Linked DNA regions of Mus musculus: regions 2 and 3 are each linked to region 1. A link is a loop called in an ENCODE intact Hi-C map of the cell type or tissue named here. Cell type or tissue: heart. All regions are shown on one strand.

Evidence for each region. A loop is a pair of places that touch in the nucleus more often than their neighbours do. Peaks named below come from ENCODE experiments on the same cell type or tissue, not always from the same donor. Only the 100,000 strongest peaks of a DNase experiment are listed, where the experiment ranks them.
Region 2: it touches region 1 in a loop (2.9-fold over the local background); 5 of 42 quality-filtered maps call a loop at or near these places.
Region 3: a loop joins it to region 1, with 2.9 times the contacts of the local background. A loop is called at or near these places in 3 of 42 quality-filtered maps.

Annotation. Positions count from the first base shown.
Region 1 is chr6:36,594,359-36,602,358 of GRCm38, reverse strand. No RefSeq gene overlaps it. Among named protein-coding and RNA genes, the nearest start is that of Mir490, 180 kb to the right of the region's middle. In heart, no CTCF peak of the experiment used is centred here; no DNase peak of the experiment used is centred here.
Region 2 is chr6:36,451,292-36,459,291 of GRCm38, reverse strand. All of the region lies in intron 2 of Chrm2 (cholinergic receptor, muscarinic 2, cardiac), which reads right to left. Among named protein-coding and RNA genes, the nearest start is that of Mir490, 34 kb to the right of the region's middle. In heart, no CTCF peak of the experiment used is centred here; DNase peaks (open chromatin) are centred at 4,031 and 7,631; H3K27ac peaks cover 2,307 bases.
Region 3 is chr6:36,401,374-36,409,373 of GRCm38, reverse strand. All of the region lies in intron 2 of Chrm2 (cholinergic receptor, muscarinic 2, cardiac), which reads right to left. Among named protein-coding and RNA genes, the nearest start is that of Mir490, 16 kb to the left of the region's middle. In heart, no CTCF peak of the experiment used is centred here; a DNase peak (open chromatin) is centred at 4,133; H3K27ac peaks cover 1,411 bases.

The DNA of each region.
Region 1 (8,000 bases):
TTTTAGACAGCTAAGCTACTTGTAAGTGGATGCTTAGGTCTGGTGTTTAGGCAAGTTGGATGAACAGAATCAAGCAAAAATGACTTGAAAGATGAAAACCAGTCTTTTTTTTTCCTGGCAATAAATTGATATTTTTAAAAGAATCTCATAACCAATGAGGAAGCATTTTGTAAAAATTACATTTGAATGTTCAGTGTTTCATTTGTTTTTTTTTCTTAAACTCATTGTCACCATTTTCTTTTATCTTCTTTTTAAAATTCAAAAGGAAATATGAAGACTTTAATGTTTTAAAATATCAACAATAAGTATACATATTTATTGAAAATACAGTTTTCCTACAATATGTTCTGATCATAATTTCCCCTCCTCCAACTCCTCCCAGATCCTTCCTACCTCCCCACCCTCTCAACTCCATATCCTTTCTTTTTTTTTTGAGTTTGCATATATATCATTTTTATTAGACATTTCTTCATTTACATTTCAAATGCTATAGGAGGAACAACAATATGAACTAACCAATACCCCCAGAGCTCATGTCTCTAGCTGCATATGTAGCATAGGATGGCCTAGTCGGCCATCAATGGGAAGAGAGGCCCTTGGTCTTGTGAAGATCATATGCTCCAGTACAGGGAATGCCAGGGCCAGGAAGCAGGAGTGGGTGGGTTGGGGAGCAGGGCGGGGGGAGTGTATAGGGGACTTTTGGAGAGGAAACCAAGAAAACCAGTCTTTTGATGTGATTGGTTAAAATTCAGGCAGAGGTTATGGATCATTCAAGAGACATTTCCTAAGAAAATATGGAGATGGTGGAAGAAGGGTCTCAAAACACTACATTAAAAAAAAGTATTTTAATTATTATTATTATTTTATTTTAGTGTTAGTGTGTGTGTGTGTGTGTGTGTGTGTGTGTGTGTGTGTGTATGGTGTGCAGACTACATCTGTAGATCTTACTCAGTTACTCTTCACCAATTCCTATGTGTGCGTGACATGGTCTCTCTGTGATTTTAGAGCTCATCATTTCAACTTGGCTAGCTCTCCCTTGAGCTCCAAATACCACTTCTGTCTTAGTTGGGCTTTCTATTGTAAAGATACACCATGACTATAGCAACTCTTATGAAGAAAAACATTTAAGTGGGCTGGCTTACAGTTTCAGAGGTTTGGTTTCTTATTGTCATGGCAGGAAGCATGGCGGCATGCAATCAGACCTGTTGCTGGAGAGGTAACAGCAGGAAGAGACAGTGAGCCACCAGGCCTGGCTTGAGCTTCTGAAACCTTAAAGCCCACCCCCAGCGACACACTTTGTCCAATAATGACACACCTACTCCAACAAAGCCACACTTCCAACAATACTGCTTTATTCTCTATGAGTCTACAGGGGCCATTTTCATTCAGACTGGCACACCATCTATGGCTGTCCCCAGGCACTGGGGTTACAAACTTGTGCCACTTTGCTGAGCTTCTACACTAGTGTTAAGGGATCTGACCTGAGTTCATCAAGCTTTTCCAGTACTTGACTGACTAACTAACCCATCTCTACAAGTCAAAACACTTTCCTTTGGATTTATAATGTAAAATTAAATCATTGGCCAATGTGACAGAACTCTCTGCCACTCAGGGATAAAGATGAGAGGAACTTATCTCTGGCATCAAGTGGGGGTGGGTATTTCTCTCTCTCAATAGAAAGAAGACATATTGTGGGGTTTTGTTGAGGTTTCTCATATTCTCACATGGGAGGAGAGTCTTTTCCAGGCAGACTTCACCAGAACCCCAGAGAAGTCTCACTGTCCTTCAGAAAATAAAATATCCTTGAATAATTTCTATGCATGAAGGAGAGGCAACACCTGCACTCCAAAGCCCTTTTCCTGTGCTTACAGTTTTGCACTGTCTTGGCCCACACTCAGCATCTTTGATGGGCACATGGAGACAGATTTCCCATGTTACATCCCTCAGGAAACAACCACATACCTGCTGTCTTGTCGAGATGCTGACTTTTCCCACCAAGATTTCTGATCCATGCCTGCCGAAGGTGGTAAATTTCCATTAGAATGAATAATTATCTTTAGCCAAGAATACCCTGCAAAGTTGAAATAAATTTACTCTTTGAGTAAAATTTAGCTTGAAGCAATTCAGAAATAGTTCTGACATTTGGAAAGAACAGTTTTTCTTGTCAGTTGTGTCCTGTGTTCTCGTCTGTCATGGACCCATTTTATATCTTTTCTGTTTGACTTAAAGTATTAATCAATTCAAAGAAGTGATCCTAAAATCATCAAACATAACTAATTTTATCAGTAGTCTAAAAAATAAGTATAAAGTATAAGTATAAAGAAGTAGTAACTTTGTATTTGAACCTTTTACTAACTTTCTTTTAAAAGAAGTTCAGGGTCTTGTTTAAATACAACCTAAATATTTTATTTTAAGAGTATCTTATTGACAATTGTATACATCTATATTTTCTACTCAATCTCCTCCCATTCCCTTGCCTCTAATGCTCTGCTCCCTGTCACTTTTGCCTCACAGTTTCACGTGCTCTCATACTCTTTTGAAGCACACTGAATATGCTTAGTGCTGTCTGTATGCACATGAGTGTAAGCCCATCTAGTGAAACATGGGAAGCCTTTCAGGGGGAAGGCACTTACTCTGTCTGCTGAGCAGCCATCAACTTGCTATGCCTTCTCAGCTAAGTAGAGGGACTTCGTGAGGCAATCCCTTATCTATGCCTTAGATAGTCACTGCTGTCACTGCTTCTGTGAGTCCACAGGTGGGAAGGCCCTGACATGTCCAGAAAATTCTGGCTGGCACCAGATGCCCACTATTTCTGGATCTGAGAAACTTCACATCCTTTTTTTCTGGTGATGTTTCCCGAGCCTTGTGAGGAATGGGCGTGGTTTAGGCCTCCCACTTAGAGCTGGGCACTGCAATGTCTTTTATTGTCTGTGTGTTGACCAGCTGCGAGATTCTGTATTGACCATGATCTAGAACAAAAAGAGGCTTCCCTGATGGGGATTGAGAGATCCATTAATCTGAGAGTATCATCTGAAGGAATAAGGAATAGATTATGCTTGGCATAAATGAACTAATATGCTCTACAGTACATAGTATTTCTGCATGCTTAGATTCTAATATGAAATATACTCTACCTACTCTATAACTAGCTTTCACCAAGTTATCTTTTAAGAAGTAAAATAACTACATTAAGTTAAACATTTTCTTAATTTAATTTTTATCCTTTATTATTGCTACCTTTGTACATTTGGAAGTTCTGCCCCTCATGGTAATATTATGATTGTACAGACAGTTATTGTGCTGAAATTCACTAGAAAGATTGAGGATTACATGAACGTATTCACATATATGCAGATACATAAACATTAAATAACATTGAGTATATCAACTCATTTATACCAATTATTCACTTCACTGATTTAGTGAGACAAATTCTATTGAAGTCATTTCTGCATTTCATACCTATGGGAATTAAAAATCTATTTCCTGGAATATTTAGCATTTCTCTAAGCAACTGTACATTTTCTTCTCTAACCATGATGTGTGAATTGTAAGCCAGTCCATCCCAAAGTTCAAAAGCTATTTTTTTTTCTAATAAGCTGAGAAAGAAAAAAAATCTAAAAAGTTTCAAGTTCAAAAGAATTATTGGCAAGTCAGTAATTCTTTACTTCTTCTATATCATAAATGTACCATTGGGTGAAATGTTTTCATTCAACTACCATTATGACCAGTGTTGACATGAGGAAGCTGTCACACTGTGGAGGTTTGGAGATTTTAGTGAGAATGACTCTTACAGGCTTTTATATTTGAAGGCTGGATCCCTTATTGTGTAAAACTGTTTGGGAATGATTAGAAGGCATGGGTTTGTTTCAGAAGGTGTGTCACTGGGCTTGGGAGTTAGGTTTCCAAAGCCCACTCCATCACCACTCCTGTTCAGTTCTTTCTCTGCTTTGTAGTTGTAGTCTCAAGATGCAAGCTGGCAGCTACTGCTCCAATGCCATGCCTCTCTGCCACCATGTTCCTCACATGATGGCCATTGACTCATCCTCTGAAATTATAAGCAAGCCCCTAGTTAACTATTTCTTTTGTAAGTTGCCTTGGTCATGGTATCTTCTCACAGCAATAGAACAGTAACTAAGACACATGTCAATCTTGCATGGAGTTAAATTAGAAGAGGTTTCTTTTTACTATGAAATCTCAGAGTATGAGGTCATCCATGTCTCATATATTCCTGAGTGTTCATGGAAGAAACTCGAGTGTCTAAATTTCAGTAAATTTACTTATCTAGAGCTTTCTTTAAACACCAGCTTCACACTTCCAAGCAAAGTTCTAACTCTATAATCTTAGGAGAGAAGGAAAAGAGTGATGGACTTCTCTGGTACCATCAAATATTCCTCTTGGGTATTTCTGTCCATTCAAACCTTTCTTTTAGATGGTATAAAGTTGGCCAGAGTACCTTGTCTTCACCTGTGACCTGACATTCAATAATGGGAACTCAGGAGTCTTGTAGTACTTAATTCTTTATCTGCCAGATATCATCTGGTATGAAACCAAACACTGCATTAAAATAAAAAAGTCGACTATGTGAAATTTGGATTTAGTGAGTCAGACAAAGAAATCTGCTGGGTTTAGAGTGTTTGAGCATTCTCAACATATTTTTCTTTTTAAAAAAAACCCACAGGCAACACAGAAGAGTGGTGATTTTCTTATCTCTAGAAACAAAGACTTTTCTAATTGTTTTAAGTTTTGAATACAAATCTGAAAATTATGTTCACAATACTGATAATGATTATAATTCTTTCATGAAGAACAAGAAAAATCCTACCAAAATGCTTTAAATTTTTTTTGGTATTTTATTATCATTTTGCATCCAATTGCACATTTTCATAGAAAGGAAAAGCAGTTTGAAGGAGATACAATAATTACAGTATGAAGAGGACTTTTGGCAAAAAATAGCTAAAGGCAAAGATAGTTCTAATGTCATCATTAGATACATTAGAAACAGATCACAAGTAGAATTTTATGTGAAAATGCTTTATTTGCAGAGTGTTCTGTGTACATGTATAAGGTGGTTTCCAGATTGTTTTCCTGAGACAGAATACTCTCATTTAAAAGTAATGAAAACAGACTATGTCAGTATTAGGATAGACAGGTTGAAAATAGAAAACACATTGTATGGTCAATGTTTCTCATACCAGGTGGAAACAAGAAGATTCCTTAGCTGGAAAATACTCTAGGGTTGAGCTTTCAGTTTCTGAGGATTTTAACTAAACTAGGTGCGAGACAGACCTAGGCAATGCCATCTTCTGTCTACAACCTTATGATGATTTTTTTCTGAAGTCCACATTAGAAAGAAGATAAAAGTACATGGTATTTTACATTTTCCTCCACACACAGATTAACTCTTAAACTAAGACAGGAAGACATTTGGGTTGTGGGCTTGTGGGAATACAGAAGTCAGTAACATCTTAATGACCTGGGTGACAGCAGGAGTCACATGCACTCCAGCTTTTCTTGGCTTGTTCTGAAGTCTGGCTCCCAGCCCAGGAGAAAGAGCATCTCCGTGATGTGCCACCTCCTATCTTGCCTCAAACACACACAGTTCGTCATAAGCCTGGCATCATAACATAGATGTTGGGGGAAACAGAACAGCCTGAGGTCAAGTGAAATACAAAAATGCCAGCTACTATTTCGGGATCACTACACTAGGACTTGGCAGAAAGTCAGTTGTTGAAAACAAGCTACAAAAGTAGAAAAAAAATTAAGATATTGCTTATGATGATTTTATATCCATTTCATCCCAGCTCTCCTCCAAAGTGTCATGTTTGATTGTGGGGGAAATTCTTTATCGTAGCCAACCCCAGTTGCTAAAACAAAAAGCACAGGATGGGTACCTTGGTTAATCAATGTTGATTTCCTCATAGTTCGACAGACTGGAAGTCCCAGGTCCGTATGCCAAGTCAAATCCCAGTGAGGTCTTGTCAGTGGTTGTTTTCTTCATGTGTGCTTACGTACCTGGATGTTCTTTGACAGGATTGGTGAAAGGGCAGTAGAGAGTAGAGTACAGAGAAGAGAATTGGAGAAGTGTGGGGATGGGAAGAAAGAAGGAAAGGAGAGAGAAATGAATATCTTTCTTTTCATATAAGACCATTAGTTCTGCCTCTGATACCCAGTTCTTATGTCACACATGTCACCCACCCACACAAACACCCCCACCCCCCACCCCCACCCAGAGAGAGAGAGAGAGAGAGGGAGGGAGGGAGAGAGAGAATTACTAAATCCTTAAAATTCATTTTTCACCATAATAACTTAAAGAGTCTACCTCCAAGCAAGTCACCTTAGAGGTTAGGGTTTAATTAAATGAACTGTGGGGAATCAAAATTAAGCCCATAGCAGAGATAAAGATTGTATAATATTTAAAATAATAAAATATAATGTTCTTTCTAGAGAAGAATGAAGAAATGAATTGAATTACATAAGGTACAAGACATTCTAGGCAATGGTTATGTCCAGCTTGATTAAAATAAACAAACTAGCCCAATGAAACACTTTTATGGGACCAATCAATAAGCCTAACACACACACACACACATAGGGGGATTACTAAGTCCTTAAAATTCACTTTGAACTTTACTGACATAATTATATCTCAGAGTTTTGCATTTTTAATTTTTTGTAACAGAGCCTTGTTCTGAATCACAGAATGTGCAGTACCTAATGGTTGAGGTTGTGATTTTGATTTTTCTGTGGGATCTTTCTTCTAACATCTTAATTAGAATGAAATCACATACATTTGCTGATAAAAAATCATGAACACCAACTTTAGCAAATTTTAATTTAAAACACAGTGTTTCTGTTATATCAGCTGATGCCCGGCCATTTTTTTTCTGCATTGTGATCTCACTAGAGTTAGCTGCTTATCGCTCCTCCTCCAGGTCTGAGCTGTGGAGCCTTTTATTTATTATTTTTTCTTGCCACACATCAATATATGACTTATAACCCTTTTCTGTTATTGATATACTTCTGTTTGCCTGCTTTACTGTGAGTCGGCTTTAGAAACATATTTTCTCAATACATAATGCTTGTTTAGTTTTCGTTTTATTTTTGTTTTTGTTTTTGTTTTTTTTTTCATACAGGGACTCACCATGTAGCTCTGGCTTTCCTAGAACTTGCTCTGTAGTCTAGGCTAGCTTCAAACTCCAGAGATCCACCTGTCTCTGCCTCCTGAGTCCTGGGATTAAAGGCGTGTACCACTATGCCTGGCTTTGTTTAGCTCTTACATTATTTCTCCAGAAGTTTTATAATATTTAAATTTCTTTGAATGTCACACCCCATCACAAATCTGTCTCTGTCTTTCTCCCTCCCCCCTCCCCAATCTCTGATTATCTGTCTTTTTATCGCACTATTCTGGGCTTAGACAGTGTCCAGGATTTACATATCTGCAGAGCATGAAGGAGACTGGAGTCACCTGTTCTCCATCCTTGCATTTATCTATAAGGAAGCTACAGAGATCAGCACACAAGCATCTGAACTGAGTGGAAGAGGTACTAATATTTGAAGCACAGGTACAGACATATGCAGTCCATCTAGAGAGCTCATCGTTATTCAGGTTACATTAACTGTGTGTGCTTTAAGAACACACGAGAACACAGGGTTTCTTCTTCAAGGAACCAATAAACGAGTCAACAATACTTTTGCATGTGGTAGTTGGCCTTTTTCAGCAGTAAATCCCTCAGTTCATAATTACTTACTTTTATTCAGTTTTTGATAGGTGACACTCTTACTCCTCTCATTGTTATATCCCACAGACAAATGTGAAGAATGAATTTCTGTGAGCATCTTTCTGAAGTGTGCTATGGGCATCACAAGTATGTAACATAGAGAAGTCTTTCTCATCCTATAAATCCTGTTAATGGCTTGTTTCTTGTGAGTCCTAGTGCTACAGACTAGCTCTGAGCCCAGTGGCCTTCTGGAACTGCTCTTCTATTTATAGTCCAGGC
Region 2 (8,000 bases), 140 kb after region 1:
GGTGTACTTGACAGTCCTTCAAATGGCAGGAAACATTATGCTTGCTCTTGGTCAGTGATTGCAAGTTAAACTTTAGGGTTTTGTCCATTGGCCCTTAAAAAGTGTTTCTTCATGGGATATAGTAACTTAAAAACAAGCAGAAGAGAAAATATCATCCTGAGTCAGGTACCCATTCACAAAAGAACACACATTTTATGCACTCACTGAGAAGTGGATATTAGCCCGGAAGCTTGGAATACCCAAGATACAATTCACAGACCACATGACGCTCAAGAAGAAAGAAGACCAAAGTGTGGACAAAATACTCATGGAAGGAGTTACAGAGACCAAGTGTGGAGCAGAGACTGACGGAAAGGCCATCCAGAGACTGACCCACCTAGGGATCCATCCCATAAACAACCACCAAACCCAGTCACTATTGTGGATGCCAACCGGTGCTTGCTGACAGAAGCTTGATATAGCTGTCTCCTCGTAGGCTCTACCAGTGCCTGACAAATTCAGAGGTGGATGCTCTCAGCCAACCATTGGACTGAGCATAGGGTCCTCAATGGAGGAGCTAGAAAAAGGACCCAAGGAACTGAAGGGATTTGCAGCCCCATAGGAGGAACAACAATATAAACCAACCAGTACCTGCAGAGTTCCCAGGGACTAAACCACCAACCAAAGAGTACACATGGAGAGACTCATGGCTCCAGCTGCATGTGTAGCAGAGGATGGCCTTGTCGGTCATTAATTGGAGGAGAGGCCCTTGGACCTGTGAAGGCTCTATGCCCCAGTGTAGGGGGATGCCAGGGCCAGGAAGTGGGAGTGGGTGGATTGGTGATCAGGGGGAGAGGGATCAGATAGGGGGTTTTTGGAGGGGAAACCAGGAAAGGGGATAACATTTGTAATGTAAATAAAGAAAATATCTAATGAAAAAAGAAAAGAGAAAAAACAAGCAGAAGTCTGTCAGACAGCTGGTTCTCTCTCATTCAGGATGTTCACAGGAGACATCAAAGCCATAGTACCTAAGGCCCAGAGCTCTTGAATGGAGGAAGCACAGACACTATCGAATGAGGTAACACTCCATGTGTGTCCTATAAACAGCTGTGCATTGTTGCTTAAGGCATCTGCCTCCTCTGGAAATAGCTTGGCTGTGTTTTCCACAGTTTATGGAGAGTAATACAAACAGTGATGACCGTATGATAACTGTGGAGGCTAACTCGCTTTGGACCAGGCTGCATTGTGAGCGTCTAGATAGGACTCTACACCTCATAATAACTCTGTAACCCATACACTGCTAGCTCCACTTTGATAAACATAATAATATGAGGGGGTGGAGATAATTTCCCCCAATTCACACAATGAGAAGGCAATTACAAAGACCCTAATTAACCAGGCCATCTAATTCTATAGTGACCATTAGGTAAGACTTCTTTTGTGGGAACAATTTGCCACAGACAGGGCAATACATGTGATGGAGTATCTGCCTTTACATCATCATCATCACCACCCTCATCACTATCATCATCACCATCAGAATTACACCTTTGATGCACTTATTCTGCTTTAAATATAAATAACTTTGATATAACCTTCAATTTTTTTAATTTTTTTTACTGTTTAATAGTTCTTTACATCAGTTTAAGGAGTTTTAGTTTTTTAACTGCAATTTTTAAAAATTAATTATGTTATGAGTTTTAGTTTTTTAATCTCTCCACGTCTTTCCCTCCTTCCTGCCTCTCTCCTTCTCAACAAGTCTCTCTTCTACTTTCATGTCAAAAGTACGCAGCCCATCAGGTTTAACTGGCATTTCGTGAACAAACATATGTGGACCATAACTTATCAGTGGTTATAGCACTGAGGAACCTGGTGCTCCCACCCTGACCTTTAATTGCAATAGCACTTCAGGGACCTCATGGGCCCCTCCTTCACCCGTGGTAGAACACTGATTTATACTGGTCTTGGGTAGCAGCACTGGTCTTCAGCTATAGTGAGTTCATGAGTGCACAGCCACTGTGTCATATCCAGAAGTCATAGTTTTGCTTCACATCCTTCCATCCTCCTCCTCTTACAGTCTTTCTACTTCCTCTTTTGTCATGTCCCTTAAGTTTTGCAGGAAGTGATGCAATTGTCCTATTTAGGACTCAGCTTGCCACATCACTTGTTCTGAGCACTTTGGCCAGTTATGAGCTTCAGCCTGGTCCAAGCCTGGTCCCCAACAGCTTTAACACTGGGTCTCCATCACAGCTTAGGGAATGTACTTCAGCCTTCACCCTAGGCCTCCTTACTAGCTCAGGGCACCAGTAGAGGAAGATCTGGCCCATGGTCCCCAGCAGGCAAGGTCAATGCAACAGACTACAAACGTTCGTGTCTGCAATATAAAGTTTCTTTTCTTGTTTCTATTTGTTTATTGTTTTTTCAAACCGTGTACCATACTGTACTTATTAATTTAAATGTTGCCTAGTTATATTTTGTTTATCATTTAAACCCACTGCTGTTATCTACATGTCTAATCCTACAGTCTTACCTACCTAGCTATTATTATCTATAAGTTCTTCTTCTTATTTTGTTGATTTTATTTGAGTCATCAAACCAAGCTTGAAATAAATCACAGTAAGTAATGCACCCAAGACCAGCACTGATATACTATCCATATTTACTTTGAGATAATTTTTAAACTGGCTGTAAATTTGTTCATATAAGTTCCATTATACTTGACATTATTTAAGTTTTATCACAATCAGTCTTTCTCTTGTGAAATCTCATCTAATTATTTAATTTTTATTTAATATATTTGGTGTTTGTGTGTCTGTGTGTGTGTGCGTGTGACAGTACACATGTGGAAGTCAGAAAACAATTCTGTGGAGTCCAGAAACAAACAAACAAACAAACAAACAAACAAAAACAGAAAGCAAAAACAAAAAAGAAAACAACAAAACAAAAGCCTTTTACCTTTATGTAGAAATGGAACTCCAGGCTCGGACACCAAATGGTTTACCAATTAAGCCATTTCACTGGTCCCCTGATCATTTAAAACAGTCTAAAATTTGGGTTTTATTCCTCCCAGTGCACCAGTGGTATAGCCTTTCTTAATTATTTAATTTCCATTAAGCTCTGTTTTTCTTTGCTTGGAAAACAGATAGTAAGATCTGCTATTCTTATTTTAATTAGTTTTCTTGGAGTCAAATTATTGAACTAAAATTATTCTCTTGCTATTTCCACCTCCTAATCCTGGTTGAGAGAAGAAACTCAATAACATCTGCACAGGATGCTGACATGATAAGCCTTTGTGTGTATCCTTCCTTCATTTGCCATCCACAGCTTATTGCTTGAGTAAACACAGGGTTAGTGAAACTGGAGGTTTTTCACTCCCCCAGTCACCTAATTTAAAGAACTCATGGTATCTAGAATTTGATCCAGATTTGCTTAACTCAAGACTGTGTTACTATCATTAAGTCCAATAAGAATGAGAAGGAAACTGCAAGTTAAACGACTCTGCACTTGCATGACTTCATAAAAGACGATATAAAATTCTTTTATATCTTTCTTTCTGTAGCCAAGCTAAACCACTCTTAGAGGAAACGCGTCAACAGATTTGCCTTGCCTTCTAAGGGGACCCCACTGACAGTTTCTGTCAGTATTGTGTCTCATGGGGACAAGCTGTTTGGTGGCTGTGATGGCCAAGTGGGACCGAAATTAGCAAAGGACTTCTAAATGCAATTGGAAAAGGAGACATTTTCCTAAGTAAAAGTTAGAAAGTGATCAACTCTAATTATCTTGATAGAATAGGAACAGTTTAAATGGTGACTACATCATCAGTGCTTTTTATGCAATGGCTAGGTCTAGACTGGAATCAGAGAATGTTTAGAGCCTGAAAAAAAGGAGAGTGGTAGAGCATCTCTTCCCTTTCTACTTAGCCTTCCCATTCCAAACTCCAGAACTGCCCCCCCCCCCCATGCTTTGATATCCATGAAGCCCAAGGATACAGTGGCATTCACAGCTCTGCTAGGTCTAGAGACAGCTTTGGTGCACTTCTGTTGGAAGCCAGCCATCTCAAGTCTGGTTTATATCTGGGACAAATTCTCAGGACACTCAGATTATGAGCAAGTCATGTCACATGGGTTGTGAGACAAGAGGAGATTCCAGCCCCACACTCCCTTCCTAGGTGAAATTAGCCATCATGCTTGATGTCCAAAGCATGAAAATCTTTCAAGATCTGATTGTCAATTTTTCAAGCTTATTGCATATATTTATGTCAGTCACAAGAAAACTCTTTACACCTCTCCATTTGGATAAGTGCATGAGGCTTGCTTTCTCATCAACTTCCTTGAAAACCTAATTATACTGAACCAGATGCTGTGTTTAACACCAATTGATGTGGCAAGCAGTTGGGTTTTCTTGTTTTTTGTTTTTTGGGGGTTTTGTTGTTGTTGTTGTTTTTTGACAACGACATAATATAAATTCATACTCTTCACACTGTTTCTGGGAGCTGAATTCCAATGTAATCATGGTCCCCGCCTCCTCTATTTTTAGCTTATTAAATAACACGGACAGCCAAATGACAAATTTACTCTAATATCTGCACTGTAAACCTATGTGCTCTTGCAATATGCAATGTTGATATTTCAAAAACAAAAACTGATAAAAAAGAGTCTGCATATTATAATCCTTAGAGATCAAATTAACTCTTATATTCAATTTTGATCACACATAAGATCAAAGAGAGAAAGGTGCTGTAGGAGTTGGAATTCCCCTAACTCTGTATATGTCACCACATTACCAAATTTCATGAAGCTGCTGAAAGCTATGGTCATCTTCTTTACCCCAGCATGAATCAGCAAAAAGGAAAGAAAGGGAAAGTATCAAAGCTTTTCAGACAAAAGCTCTCATCAGATCTAGAGATGGGAAGACACAGGTGTGCTGATTGAATGAGGATGGCCCTACAAGCTTGCCTATTAAAATGCTTAGACCACAGTTGGTAGAACTATTTGCAGAGGATTAGGATGCATGGTCTTTTTGGAAAAGGTATGTCACTGGAGGAGGGCTTTGCTCTTGAGCCATTCCCACTGTGAGCCCTCTCTCCCTCTCTCCTCCTCTCCCCTTCTGCCCCTCTTTCCCTCTTCCCCTCTTCCCCCCTCCCTCTCTGTCCCTCTCACCTTCTTGCCCCCCTCCCTCCCTCCTGGTTATGTCTCAACATGTAACCTCTTAGCAACTGCTCTGGCACTATACCTGCCCTCATACCTTCTACCATGCTCCACCCCCATGCCATGTTGGCAAGGATGCTAACTCTCTGAAACTGTAATCCCCAAATAAACTTTCTTCTATAAGTTTGTATGTCCATGGTCTCTTATCAAATGATAGAAAAGTAACTAAGATGCCAAGTACATTAGTATTCAGGATGCAAAAGTGCACAATGCACTCCTGGTTTAAATCACTGTGCTTATAAGAAGCTCTATTCATGTTGAGAGGTTGATAGAAATGATTTATCTTGAGACTTGAAGGCATGTGTGACCTTGATCTATTTGAAATAGAGCTGATTATAGGAGAACAGCAGCCCAAAGTCTGCAGCTACAAACAGACACTCTGAATTCAAGGACTTGTAGGTAAAACAAGCAAAGGAGGAGGGCTAGATGTTATCCATACCCTTATAACCTATACTAAAATGTTGAAAAACTATAATTCATTTTCTTAAGCTTCTTACTCCTAGGTAGTGCCAAAATATTTGTAGCCACTCCAGAGAAAAAATAGAAATGAAAACAAAAGCAATAGTGAAAGCACAGGATGAAAATTATGCTTTTACTCATGATCTGTATTACTTGAGTCTCACCCCACCCCAGTCCCTTCTCTTTTATAGAACTCAGTCATAAAGAGCCACCCACCACACTCACAGAAAGGACAGCCCAAAGTGATTTCTGTGTAATTTATCGTGCCCTATCATAATAATTTGTTCCTACCTACTTGGTAGCTTGAATTATCATTAATGCTAAGTAATTTCTAAAGCCAACTAGTAGTCTAGTAAGTAGGTGGTTATTAGGCACCCATTAAATTCAGCTACAAAACAATGTTAATTACATTGTGATGTAACTTTCTGAGCATGAAGATGCAGAGACTCGGAGACATTCCATAACAATCCTTTTGCTCTCCTCATCTCAACATGAAGAGATACTTATTTTAATCTGAAGTGTTTAAAAGGCAAAGAACACTATTTTGACCCTCCAATAGTATTTGTAGCTAACTACTTACTTGGTAGGAGAATACACAATATTGGAAAAATACTTCTCTTCATATATTAGGGAATATCAGTCAGTCATGTATGATGTGGCTAAATGGAAAATCTATAACTCACCTAATCACAAACGTATCTATGAAACGTAAGTTTCATGTTTTGTTCCACATGAGTTGTCTTTGTGAAAGACCATATTAAAGACCATATGCTCTCTATTTTTTTCTTCAAAGGGGATTTTTCTGTATAGCCCTGGCTTTCCTGGAACTCATTCTGTAGGCTGGGCTGGCCTCAAACTCAGAAATCTGCCTACCTCTGTCTCCCAAGTGCTGGGATTAAAGGCCTGCACCACCACTGCCAGGCAATCATATGCTCTTAAAGCAAGTACCACTTTCTCAAAGATAGAAACAGCAGTGACAATTGGAAGAAGCTCTGTATATGGATCCTTACTGTAAATGTCACTGAAGGGAGATCATGGAGGCTCTGATTGAGGCCTCAGTTTACCTTCCTTTTCAGTAAGAATTGGTTTTCCAGGGAGCTGAAACAGAAAGTGGGCTGAGGAGCTTAATAATTGACGTGGAGTTTTTATAGTCCCAGAGCAGAGAAGCAGTTATGTGAAGTCTAAACATTTCCTTTTTAATAAAAGTAATAATAGAGGTATATAGGTTTGAAGGCAACTCCCTGCCCTAAACAAAACTGAATAGAATTGCAGAATGAGGTCCCCAAGGCAAACAGTGCAGAGCAGGGTTTTCTTAGCATGCAGACAGCAAGGTGCAATCTGAAACAGCTTCAACCTGCTTCCTGAGAGGAGAATCCAGAGCTCAGAAACCATCTGCATATTTCAGTATCAGTAATTGAAAGTGTTCTCTTTATCCTTCTTTAAGCTTCACCAGTAGATTGCCATTAATTCCTACTAATTAACAAAATGCAGTTCAAATTTAAGTCATCATTAAATCTCCTGAATTGGCTCACGTCAATTCTAGTGCCTTCTCTAGACCTTATGTTATTCAACTTCTCCCATAATCCACACTTCTCACTGTTTATAAGGCAATAGCTTTCAGTCTAAGCACCGAAGTGTTTCTAAATTCTGAATTTTCATCAATTTGCCCCTGAATAAAATAATAAGGCCTCACTTGTTAAAACTTTTTAATTGTCTTAATTTCTAGAAGAAAGTTCTAGGTTTTGTGGCCTGTTAGTCTTATACAAAATGTTAGAATTTGCTTGGAGCTCCATGAAAACTCCCAGTAGAGATCATAAGGATCCATCCTGACCTGGCAAGAATCATTTTAAAGTCTAATGATTGACTGCCCTGAATGATCCTGGGCAAGTTCCCTGCATAACTTCCTAGCATACTATAAATAAGTAAAATCACTGGAGTAGTGTGTGGAGATTAATGACCTGGTGCTGACACCAACAGTCCCCAGGAATGTGCAGAATACCATTGGCACAAGTTTAAGATAAGCCTGGTACTTTCTTGCCAGGGCAAAATCACTTTTATCCACAGCATTATACAAGCAAGCCCTGCTTCTCTCTTTCTGACCAAAAACATGAGTACACTCCCATCTTGCTGCATACAAGATATATGTGTGTAGATAAGTCCCCAATAAATCATAATCTATGTATCCTAATCCTTGTTCTGTCTGTCTTTGTTTTGTTTTGTTTTGTTTTTGTTTTGTTTTGTTTTGTATTGTTTTGTTTTGTTTTGTTTTTTGTCTCCCAAGTCATGGCTTGGTGTCATTTTTTTTTTCTGGAAAGAGATTTTAGTTAGAATTGTATTACATGTAAAGTGCAACTA
Region 3 (8,000 bases), 190 kb after region 1:
ATCACCTATGCAATGGTTAGTTCAAATTGTCAACTTGACATAACCTAGACTTACCTATGAATAGAGTCTCAATAGGGATTATCTAGATAAGGTTGGCCCACTGACATGTCTCTGGGAGATTTTTTGACTCTCTTAATTGACATGTTCAGACCTAGCATGAAAATGGATGGCACCATTCCCTGGACTTGAGCCCTGGACTACAACAAAATAAAGCTTGCTAGGTACTGAATATAATTACATTCAATTAATATCATTGCATCAATCTTTATTTGGAAGATTCTGATTCATTTATTAACAAGATATGACCATAATATAAAACAACTCATATCTCACATTAATAAAAAAAATAACTGAAGCATAGGTCTTGTTAAAGTCTTAGCAGGAAACGGTAATATCTCATTTCTCAACAGTCCTCCTCTACCACAGAGATCTTTCCCCTAGAAGACTGAAAGCTGGTGATTAGTGTGACTTGAAAAACATTAATTCTACTCAAGTATGTAATTGCTTAAATAGTTCTCACCAAATTCTCACACCTTCTAACGCCACATATCAAATGTCAACTGCTCCATTTCAGGCTTCATATTCTCACTTTGGGAGTTGTGCCTCTGTTACCTGCAGACATGGGAAGGGATGTGTAGTACTAGCAGACATTGAGAAGAAGATCATTGAGCTCCTCCCTATTCTAAGGCATCCTCTCTTGGGCTTCTCACTAGAGACCCATTGGATAAACACAGTAGACCAAGAATCAAAAGAGAATGGCCTTGAGCTAAGTAAAGTCTACCTGGAGTTCCAGAGGTATCCTCTATTGGCTGATAGGAGAAATTTGTTGCAGTACTCACTAATAAGGGGATATTAGTCCAGAAGCTCAGAATCCTTAGAAGGGGGAACAAAATACCCATGGAAGGAGTTACAGAGACAAAGTTCAGAGCAAAGACTGAAGGAACGACCATCCAGAGACTGCCCCACTTGGGGATCCATCCCATAAACAACCACCAAACCCAGACATTATTGTGGATTCCAACAAGAGCTTGCTGACAGGAGCCTGATATAGCTGTCTCCTGAGGGGCTCTGCCAGTGCCTGGCAAATACAGAAGTGGATGCTCACAATCATCCATTGGACGGAGCACACGGTCCCCAATTAAGGAGCTAGAGAAAGGACCCAGGAAGATGAAAGGGTTTGCAGCCCCATAGGAGGAACATCAATATGAACTAACCAGTACCCCAGAGCTCCTCAGAGCTAAACCACCAATCAAAGAAAACACATGGTGGGACTCATGGCTTTAGCTGCATATGAAGCAGAGGATGGCCTAGTCGGTCATCAATAGGAGGAGAGGCCCTAAGTCCTGTGAAGGTTCTATGCTTCAGTATAGGGGAGTGCCAGGGCCAGGAATGGGAGTTGGAGCATTTGGGAGCAGGGGGAGGAAGGAGAGGATAGGGGATTTTCAGAAGGGAAACTAGGAAAGGGGATAACACTTGAAATGTAAATAAAGAAGATATCTAATAAAAAAATTTTAAAAACCAAAAAAAAAGAACCAATAAATTCATTGAAATGATATAGGAACCCCCCCTCAGTTTTACCTTCACAAAGATACCCAAGCTGGTTTTATTTATTGAATGAAGGATGGTCATCAAACACCTTCCTGACAGAGAAAGCTTCTCCAAGCTACTTTTCCAAACAAACATTTGAATTCACAGTGTTTCCAAATAAAATAATCAATATTAATATTGATAATAATAGTAATAATAAGTCATAGCAAAAGTTTTAAGCACACCCTGAAGGAGAACTACTTTTCAGGCATCAAACAGTAAAAACTTGGTCTTTCCTGCCAACTGGTTATTTGGTTTTCTTAGAGGCATGGTCAGTGAGATTTTGAAGTTACCTATATAACTGTATCTTTCCTGAAGTTTATGTTAGTCCAGATAAAAGTTTAAGCTGATAATTACTAGTTTACTTCTCCCTAACTGGGTAGATGATTTATTCCAAATAAGTTAGCTCAGTACTATCCTGGCAATGACATGGTGCCCATTCTAGATGAAAATACGATGGAATGCGAGCTGAATCCACTTCATTCTTATTTGCACCAACCCAGCTGGGACATGTAACACTACCTTAGCAATTTTATATTTCCTCAATTTGTTATTACCACACTTAAAATAAGCAAAGGGAAGCTAAGATGGTGGATATATAATCTATCTCAGAATGTAAAGGCTTCCTTTAGCAGATGTACGTAAGTCACAGTTAGTCTACAAATAGAATATCCAGAGAGAATGGATCCAACACAGAGGAAAATGGTATACTTGTCATATCACCCAACGTGCGCTACCAATTCAGCATCTGTTTGAGAGAAGAGATGCGAGATTCATCCCTTAGAGCAATGTGATTTGGCCCATTGCGTTTCCCTCGCTTTGTTTTACTTAATAAGCAGCTCTCATGAGGTGAAAGCTTCTGTGGGCCTACAAAGACAAAACAGACACAGTGAGATAATTTTCTGTTTTCTTCAGTGCCTTGCTTGGAGATATGCAATGAACTAGTCTTGCTGTTCTCTCAGAGTCCAGAGTATTTGAGGGTGTGAAGGAAGAAATTCAAGATGAATAGAGAACTGTCATTTCATGTTTTTGCGGGTCTACTCTTTCTTAGCACACTAAGTATGAGCTAGATAATGTCATTTGACTAATCTAACATCCTCCACAATGGTTTTACACACTTTTCTTATAATTCGACTCAGTAACTTTCAAATGAAATAGAATAGGGAAGTAATGTGACCTGTACAAAACGCTTTTGATTGGTTATAGATTTTTCACATGGCAATGCATAAGATAAATGTTGGAATGGCTCACTGACTCTTCAGAAGATGTACCCTCTACCTTCCTTCTGCATATATATGCAGAACTTGGCATGTTCCTTTTTTTAAAAAATTTGTCACGTGCTCTACATTCTTTGACGGGTTCTTATTTCTCCCTTTCAATCCACTGAAGCCCAATTGACCTGTTAGTGCTGTCATTAAACCATGAGCAACTGAATTAATCGCTGTGAATCCTTTGTGATCTCAGGAATCCTAAATTCCCCAACACAACACCCATGTTTTGTGGGGTTTTTTTCTTACCTTATCTCCTACGACAGACTACAAGGATTAGAATTATAATGAACCCTATATGCAAGCTAGATGTCTAGCTGTGAATCTAGATGCACATAATTTTTGAGCAATACATGTTGAAGAGCAAATGAGTCACAGTTATTTCTGGTTCAAGAATAGCTATCCCTTACAGAGCACCTGCGTCTGTCTTCTGTAAAGTAGATAAATAATGGAAGGAGATACAAATGGATTTTCAAATGTGGTGTCAAAAAAAGGAAAGTAAAACTGACATGAGAGTTGGGTTTTTTTTTTTTCAAGGTATGGGTGAAAGGGGCAGGGATAGCATCTTCTTTGTATGTGGATACATTTGCTGCCTCTGAGATTTAGGCTATTTTTGAGGTAGAGGTGGAATTGAAGAGAGCTTCTAAGACCTACTTGTCTTTTTCAGAAGCCTGTCCCAATTTTCTAGAAGCCTTGGGTTTTCACTAACCAGGAATTCAGAATACTCTGGGGACTTATTTGTCTCTCCTCTGATCCATTGTCATGGACTCACCACTTGCCAAGGAAAAAATGGCCATTTCTGTCCAAATCCCTTTCCCTCTGGGCCCATACAAAGATGAATGAAATGTTTCTTAAAGAGATGGAGGCAAATTAGCTTTCCACCTCTTGTTTCTCTGAACATAAAATCTTATCTGTTTTCTAGTGGATTCCTGGTATCCACTAATGGCACCAGTCTCTAAGTTGGGAGAAGTCTTATTCAAAAGACACAAAGCAAACGAACAAGAGCTGACTTCCTCTCACTCAGCAAAGCATTTCAATTTTAATGTTCATACTCTCTTTAGGGTGGAATTTCCGTCAGGCGGAGATAAGCAGCTTTGTTTCTTGGCAAGACAGACATCCTCTTTGATTTTGCCACTGAGTAACCCCTGAAGAGAATACAGTATTTACAAACTAGGCCTCTCTGACATGTTTGCCTATATTTCCCTGTCCTCTGACTGTTCCAAACACCTCTTAAAATAGCTTTGCAAGTAAGTACCTTCCCAGCATTCTCCAGGAGCACATCGCGTTCCCAGTGAGAGTGACAGTGGTCTGGGCTGCTGCACATTGGCAGCTCCCCTTGAATTTCTCAGGTCCATGAGATATTCAGTGTCCCAGACAACACCAGCTCCACAACTCACCACCAATTATGTCTCCTCTCTCCTTCTCCTGATAAAAGCAGACAAAAATACCAACAGGAAAAGAAAACAAAACAAAACAAAAATAATAAAAGACTGATATTTCATCTTAAAAAGATTTATGACAGACTGAATACATGTATAGCTATTGGGGCTTCAGGATGAAGTAATGGTAAGTTGGAAGGAAAATCCATTGGCATAATTAGGAGCGATGACATAAAAATGTGGCTTCCTAAATTGTCTTTTCTTCACTCTAAAGATCCTGCATGGATTTTTTTTTTTTCAAATCTGGCAATACATATGAGAACAGAGTCTCCTGGTGACCTTATAAAATGAGAAAGCAAACGAAAAAAGTAGAATTGAATGTAGGTTAATGAAAAAGTTCATTTACCCTTTCGGTTGGGAGCCTGGCTTTTAAATGCTCACTATGCACACCTGTAATCCCAGCAAGAATGAGGCAGAGGCAGATGAATCTCTGTGTTCAAGGGCAGCTTAGTTTACAGAGTGAGTTCCAGGACAGCTCAGGCTACACAAAGTCTGTGTAAACAAGCAAATAAAACAAACAGCAAACCAAAACTAAGCAAAACTGTTCACTTATCGTGCTACCACCTACTTTTTGAAGTGGTCATATATGTTTGTTTTTTTTTTTTTTTTTTTTTTTTCACAGAGGCAGTTAGACCAATGATGATGTTGAGTTTGGGTGAAATGCTGGGACTCTTATACTTCAAACCTGGTTCCAATACTGTGAACATGAGTTTTAAACCCACTACTGCTTTTTGTTCATAATAGATTTAACTGTGAAATAAAGGTATCAGACTGGATCTTAATGAGAAATCCACGGGTTTCCTGAATGTGAATAAATGGAGGTGAAAGGTAAAGTTTCAATAAAACATATAAGATTGGTATAATTTACCACTAATTTATTCTGCTTGAGGCATATCTAGATCAAAAGTCAAAGAAAGCTGTCTGGATCCCCCCTTTCTAAGCTCCTAATACATATTGAAGGCTCCTCACAGGTAGTGCAATCTTTCTGTAGCTATGGGAGGTCATAGCAAGGCTGATATGAATAAACATAAAGTTGCCCCAGCACAGAGAGTGGAAACTAGTATTTCTTCCTCTGTTGATATATGGCAGAGTGGAGGTTAGGTTAGTTGATGAACAAACACAGTTCTATTCATAAAGTGGATGATTGGTAATTATCTATTAAATGAGTGAATGCAAGAATAAACAAACCAATGCTCCAATTTCATCATTATCCAGCACAATGTATAGTTTCATGATCAAAACGGCTATTTGTCTTTGGTCATTTACCTCTCAGTCAAGTAGAAGAAAGAAATGATACAAATCTATTCCTGTAACAGGGGGAAATGTGTGCTATTTCAACACATGTGATTGTCCATTGCAATATACACACACAGGAGCTTTGTCCTGTTGCAAGCTCATGTGCTCAAGACAGAATAGATTAAGCTTAAACAATGATACTATCATTTACCTACAAGGGCAGCCTAGGAAAAGTTTTGCTGAAACTTAATGGAGTGTTGGTTTTCAATGTGGAAAAATATATCCTATGTGAATACTTTTTCCCAAAAGGAAATTTTATAAAGTCTCATATTATTTTAGAAGATAATTAACTTAATGTTATAGAAGCAACAGAATTATACTGGGGTTGGAAGAATCTTGGGAATTTAGGCAGACTAAGGCATAAAAATCATCATTAGATAGTATTTATTGAGTTTATCTCTGTACTAAGATTAGAAACAGATACCAGATTCAATGCAGAGAAAAAGGGAAATTAAAATAATTTTTAAAAGAGAGAAAAATATTTTCCTACCCTTATGCAGTAACTTTCTTCTAATGAAAACAGACAATATCAATGAGAATTTAACTGTGTTTATCATGGATTTGGATATAAATTCAGAGAAAATGAGCATAGGACCCAGTGAGGTACTAAAAGTGAAGTTGAAGTTAGTGTGGACATCATTAGTTATCACATGCAAATCCTATGTCTAATAGCCAGAATGGCTACATCAAGATATCAAACTGCATCAATCTGACTAAAGACTGAGAATAAAGAAAGGGTCACAGTCCAGAGAAATGCTAAATGACCCCTCAGGACTCATCTTGCTTCTGAACAGAAATGGGGACTCTGGTAAGCCAAATTCAGACATGTGGCCTTTCATCCAGAGGTCATATTCTTTCATAGTTGAAACTTTCCTTGAAGTGTTTAGTCTTTTTATCAAACTGTGGCATTATCATGACTGCCAAGTCTTGGGAAATCAGGCAATAAAGAGAAATGGAAAAGACACGGGTATGTGATGTCTTTTCCTTGCCACTCCTCAGCTAGACCCTGGGGAGCAGAAGAGTCACCACAACTGGGTAAACAATATTTTGTTTAAATTATTTTTTAAAAATTTCCTACAAAATATAATAGTGGAAAAATAATTAGCAAGATCCACATCATGGCAAGTAGCAGTGCCATGTTCCTAATAACACCGTAACTGGGGGTGGGGGGGGGGGTAACTCCCTAACAAAAAGAACAACACAGAGAGATTTAAAATATTTAGAACATGAAATCTCTGGTTATCACTAAAGATTTGTTGAATTCAAGAACATAGAATGAAGGACTAGGGGCTGGAGAGATGGCTCAACAGTTAAGACTGCTCTTCCAGTGTTCCTGAGTTCTATTCCCTGCAACCACATGGTGGCTCACAACCATCTGTAATGAGATCTGATGCCCTCTTCTGGTGTGTCTGAAGACAGCGACAGTATACTCCTATACATAAATAAATAATTCGTTTTAAAAAGTGAAACCAGAGACACTGAAACTTATAGAGGAGAAAGTAGGGAAAAGCCTTGAAGATATGGGTACAGGGGAAAAATTCCTGAATAGAACAGCAATGGCTTGTGCTGTAAGATCGAGAATCGATAAATGGGACCTCATAAAATTGCAAAGCTTCTGCAAGGCAAAAGACACCATCAATAAGACAAAAAGACCACCAACAGAATGGGAAAGGATCTTTACCTATCCCAAATCAGACAGGGGACTAATATCCAATATATATAAAGAACTCAAGAAGGTAGACTCCATAAAATCAAATAACCCCATTAAAAAATGGGGCTCAGAACTGAACAAAGATTTCTCACCCGAGGAATACCGAATGGCAGAGAAGCACCTGAAAAAATGTTCAACATCTTTAATCATCAGGGAAATGCAAATCAAAACAACCCTGAGATTCCACCTCACACCAGTCAGAATGGCTAAGATCAAAAATTCAGGTGACAGCAGATGCTGGCGTGGATGTGGAGAAAGAGGAACACTCCTCCATTGTTGGCGGGATTGCAAGCTTGTACAACCACTCTGGAAATCAGTCTGGCGGTTCCTCAGAAAATTGGACATAGTACTACCGGAAGATCCAGCAATACCTCTTCTGGGCATATATCCAGAAGATGCCCCAACCGATAAGAAGGACACATGCTCCACTATGTTCATAGCAGCCTTATTTATAATAGCCAGAAGCTGGAAAGAACCCAGATGCCCCTCAACAGAGGAATGGATACAAAAAATGTGGTACATTTACACAATGGAGTACTACTCAGCTATTAAAAAGAATGAATTTATGAAATTCCTAGCCAAATGGATGGACCTGGAGGGCATCATCCTGAGTGAGGTAACCCAATCACAAAGGAACTCTCAAATATGTACTCACTGATAAGTGGATATTAGCCCAGAAACTTAGGATACCCAAGATAT